Regions from separate parts of the Homo sapiens genome. Here region 2 is linked to region 1. A link is an interaction called in ENCODE POLR2A ChIA-PET data of the cell type or tissue named here. Cell type or tissue: Caco-2. All regions are shown on one strand. Region 1 overlaps POLR1A (RNA polymerase I subunit A). Region 2 holds the start of LOC124907852 (a long non-coding RNA gene).

What was found. ChIA-PET counts read pairs that join two places held together with the same protein. Peaks named below come from ENCODE experiments on the same cell type or tissue, not always from the same donor. Only the 100,000 strongest peaks of a DNase experiment are listed, where the experiment ranks them.
Region 2: POLR2A ChIA-PET joins it to region 1 with 12 read pairs; 9 of 35 experiments call an interaction of 5 or more read pairs at or near these places.

Annotation. Positions count from the first base shown.
Region 1 is chr2:86,045,562-86,048,061 of GRCh38, forward strand. POLR1A (RNA polymerase I subunit A) reads right to left here. Exons shown (of 34, transcript NM_015425.6): 19 at 1,604-1,702; 20 at 56-208. Among named protein-coding and RNA genes, the nearest start is that of POLR1A, 59 kb to the right of the region's middle. RefSeq lists an enhancer at 1-869. In Caco-2, no CTCF peak of the experiment used is centred here; no DNase peak of the experiment used is centred here.
Region 2 is chr2:86,097,592-86,100,091 of GRCh38, forward strand. POLR1A (RNA polymerase I subunit A) reads right to left here. Exons shown (of 34, transcript NM_015425.6): 2 at 2,377-2,500; 3 at 1,020-1,169. LOC124907852 (a long non-coding RNA gene) reads left to right here and starts at 2,132. Exons shown (of 2, transcript XR_007087121.1): 1 at 2,132-2,206. In Caco-2, no CTCF peak of the experiment used is centred here; no DNase peak of the experiment used is centred here.

The sequences.
Region 1 (2,500 bases):
ACAATTAAGCCTAGAAATGAGGGAAAAAGCTAAATGGAAAAACCAAAATACATACAGGAGGTTTGATGCCGGTGAGGAACCTGCCAGTGACAAAGCCACCAGCCCTGGGGGTGAACTCATAAGGCTCAAAGCAGGGCAGTGACTTGCCAGACGCCATCAGCGGGGGTCTCCGACCTTCCAGTTCAATCTGGCCCAGCAGGCACGAGATCTGGAGGACAGGAAATCCACAGGAAACTGAAGATCCACATGTGTGTTTAACAGTGCTTTGTCCCAGCAGGGAAAGTATAATCTGACCTTGAAGAAAAGCTGCATGGAAACCGAGTTCTTGAAGGCTAACCTACATTTCTAAACAAACCAGGAAGCCTTCATTTTAAGAAAAAAAAAATACCTTCCTTTGGTTGACTGATCTGGATTTTCACATTTGGGGTCAGTTGAAAATGGGTGCTCTCTATAAAAAGAGCCATGTCTCAGAACCATCTCATGTTATACCTGTAAAGGACTGGAGGGTCCTGATGGGGAAAGAGAGGCCTGCAGGAAACAGCCATTTATTGCGATCCTCACATTCTAGAGCCAAAAGGGAACTCAGGGCCGGGTGTGGTGGCTCACATCTACAATCTTAGCACTTTGCGGGGCTGAGGCAGGAGGATCCCTTGAGCCCAGAAGTTTGAGACCACCCTGGGCAATACAGGGAGACTCTGTCTTATTTTCAATTAAAAACAAAACAAAACAAAACACAACAACAACAACAACAAAATGGGAACTCAAGCTATTGAGCTATTTGCTTAGAAAGCTGCCTGTTAATACTCTTGGCGTGTTGGAGGAGAGCAGTATATCTAGGTTTCGATGTAGTCAGGGGATTTCCTAACGGCTTTCGGCCTTTCTGTTGTCACACTCAACAGACAATGGGGTGGGCCTTTAGACCCTCTCAAGGTCACCAAGGTTTAAGGTTAAGAAATCTCTAGGACAATGTTTATGTTTATAATTTAATATTATGAAAAGATCGGCCAGGTGCGGTGGCTCATGCCTGTAATCCCAGCACTTTGGGAGGTCGAGGTGGGCAGATCACGAGGTCAAGAGATTGAAAGCATCCTGGCCAACATGGTGAAACCCCGTCTCTACTAAAAATACAAAAATTAGCCAGGCATGGTGGCGCATGCCTGTAATCCCGAGAGGCAGGAGAATCTCTGGAACCTGGGAGGCAGAGGTTGCAGTGAGCCAAGATTGCGCCACTGCACTCCAGCCCGGTGACAGAGCAAGACTTCATCTCGAAAAAAAACGAAAGAAAGAAAGAAACAATCATGCAAAATTACGTAAAAATTGTGTGAGTATACATAATTTATCTATATAACGTGAATATATGTAATAGTACAGTTTGTAAATTTGTAATATATATCTACGTTATACATATCCCATCTGCATATTCATAACTACATCTGCCTTTAACATTGGCATGTTAACAGTGGTTAGCTCCTGTAGTGATTTCTACACGCTTTCCTCTTTTTACTTGTCATGTTTTATAGGGAACAAACTGAAACCACCTCCTGCTATCCCCCACCTGCCTTTGCTGACACCTGTAAAGCTGCCAACCCGCCTCTGCACATACCTGCATCGTGTTCACAGTTGAACCTTTGGCTCCCGACTGCACCATCATCTGCAGGCTGTTCTCTGGGAACTGTCTGTGTAGGCCAAAAGGCATGCATGCCTGCAGATTAAATCAGCACAGTGGTCAGTGACTTCACCTTCTTTAAAAATCCCAGAATCAGGATGTAAATCCAGGAAGCAGAAGCAATACAGCCAGAATATTTATTCAGACCTAAGTACCAAATCCCACTCGAGGTAAGAGAAAGCCTCATTCAGCATTAATCCTTCCCTGGAACCCCTGAGAGGTCAAACAGGTGCTCCCTGCCCTGCACTCGCTGGACTTCCTCTGCCAGGATCCCCGAGGTTTCATTCATTGGCCAAAGAGCAGCAAAAAGGGAGAAGGAAAAGGAGAAGTAGAGGGGCTGGCAGATCCAGTTCGTGATTCTAAAAAGAAGCTGGAGAAGAATAAAATTTAAGGTGATGCCCTTGATTCGCCCAGCAGAGCCTGGCCTGGGTCCTCTCCCAGCGTGAATACCAACATCCGCATCATGTCACATTTACGAACATGCCACCCAAGCCCCATGTAGGAAGCTCTGTCTTGGCTCAAGAGCCAGCAGAACCAAGCATGCCCCTTCAGGGGGATCCTGGGGAGATGCTGAGAAGGGGGCTCTGAGTCTGGGGCTTCTAGCCTGTGCCTGGAATTCCACAGACTTGGCCCAACACAGGAGAGGCAGAGCCTGGGTGGGCGGAGGTGGTGGGAAGAGGGCAACTGGAGGGACAAGAAACCATTCTGAGATGCATCTGAAGACAACTTCCCTACTCCTAGCATCCCCAGTCAGCCCTAGAAGCTGAGCTTCCTGGTTCTCAGGGAGGTGCTAGGAAAGCTCCTGTCAACAAAACCCCTCAAGGATGGAACCTG
Region 2 (2,500 bases), 52 kb after region 1:
CAACATAGATGGAACTGGAGGACATTACGTGAAATAAGCCAGGAACAGAAAGTTAAACACTGCAAGTTCCTACTCATATGTGGAAGCCAAAAATAAAGTTGATCTCATAGAAGTAAAAGTAGAATAGAGAATACTAGAGGCTGAGTAGGGTAGGGAAAGGAGGGGAACAGGAAGAGATTTGTTAAAGGAGATAAAATTACAATTAGACAGGAGGAATAAATTCTAGTGTTCTACACCATTATAGGATGACCATAGCTAACAATAATATAGTTTCAAACAGCTAGAAGGAGAATATTGCATGTTCGCAACACAAAGAAATGATAAATGTTTGAGAGAACTGATATGCTAATTATCCTGATCTGATCACTATACACTGTCTGTATCACACCATCACTATGTACCCCATAAAATATGTGTAAATATTATGTGTTAATACAAAAAAAGACCAAAAAAACCAAATACAAGAAGTAAACAAAGTAAGCATTACCAATAGGTGAACAACCTGACATATGCCTCCTAAAATGATGCAATACAAAGTACCCTGTATCATGTAGGTTGTATTCTTGCCAAAATGTGAATCTAATTACAAGAAATAATCGGACAATCTAAAATGTAAGAAATCCTATAAGACAACTGGCTTTGAGTCTCCAAAAAAGTTGGTATCATGAAAAAGAATTTTCTACATTACAATGTTCTACTTTAAGACAGATCAAAGAGATGTAACAATCAAAAGCAATGTCTTTTGATTGAATAAACCTTGATTGAATCCTTGGTCCAGAAAATCAGCAAAAGCTCATAAATGGATTAAATGGTATTTCACTATTGTTTCTATGAACATTTCTTTTATTATTCTTATAGCTTCCTGTTTTCACACTCAGCTATTGGTATCCAGTTATAAGATATAAAGATCAAACGTTCTGATGACTATCGGCATGGTAACTAGGACAACATACAAGCATCTCTTGTTCCCCACACCACTTTGCCTTTTCTGATTTCTGTGACCACCACTACCCACCTACCCTGTTCAGAATTCTCTCAAGCTCGTAGACTGCTTGTAGGGCCCCGACTTCCAGAACCCTCAGCTGGCAGAGTAAGAGGTGAATCACGGCCCGGGGACAAGTCAGCATGTGGCAGTTTAAACAAGAGCCCCGAAGCAGCAGGTACAGCTTCTGAAGAGAGGGAATAAAAACAAACAGGATATTAGAAAGAGACACAGTAGCCATGGTGATTTTCGGTATACTCACAAGTTTCTTTATGTAGTCAGTCTATTCCTTTAAAAACTCTACTTCAGCCTACATGCTTAGAAAGGCCTTTGTTATCTTAAGAACCAGATAAATATTACCCTCTATTTTCTTTTAAGGTTTTATTTTAATCCATTTAGATTTGAAATTTACTTTGGGCGTACAACCTGAGGTAGAAAAATATCTTTATTTTATTCCAAGATTTAATTAAGAGACTTCTCAGCCAGGTGCGGTGGCTCATGCCCGTAATCCCAGCATTTTGGGAGGCCAAGGTGGGCAGATCACTTGAGGCCAGTTACTTGAGGCCAGGAGTTTGAGACCAGCCTGGCCAACATGATGAACCTGTCTCCCGTAATTTTTGTAAAAATACAAAAATTAGCTGGGCATGGTGGTGCGTGCCTGTAATCCCAGCTACTAGGGAGGCTGAGGCACAAGAATCACTTGAATCCAGGAGGCAGAGGTTACAGTGAGCCAAGATCGTGCCACTGCACTCCAGCCTGGGAGACGGAATGAGACACTGTCTTAAAAAAAAAAAAAAAAGACACTTCTCTTTAACACGATTAACAGACAAAAATCATGTCCATGTATACCAACATATGTGTAGCTTAAAAAAAAAAATCCTGGAGGTGAGGTTAGCTGAAATAAAAAGCTGAAAATGTACCAGCATGACTCTAAACAGGAGCTTCATTCTGACCTCACTGTTGGGCTTTCTGGGGCTTTGCTTCTCCTGCCACCACACAAGTGCCTATAGAGACACCTGAAGGGCTCAGGGAGACCCTGAGAACACTGAAGTTCTCTCTATTACCAGGCAGGTGCCACTGAGATTTCTGAAGAGCACAAAGCCCCTGCAACAAAAGGTGTAGGGAATGAATCTGAACTCTCCCCGACCCTCCACGCAAACGGAATCAGGCTGTGGCTCTATTCAACTGGAATCAAACTGATATTCATTTATTTAGGGCCACAGGGTAAGTTGAAGTTATTGTATTTGGCTCAAAACTTCAAAATCTCATTCTACAGAATGCTTTCATTGGAGTGCCTGGGGCTTAACCTCCTTAGACCACTCTTGTGGGAGAGAGGCAGCACTCACAAATCCCACCAGCAGCCCGGAGACCCACACAACTAAGGCAGCACTTACATCGAAGAGGAGAGGGTTATACACTGTGAGTGGGAGCTCAATGTGGCCCAGGTGCCCAGAACAGTTGCTGAAGTCCTGCACGCAGGTGGAGCACACCTCTTTGGAATCTGCAGGGCCCAAAGCT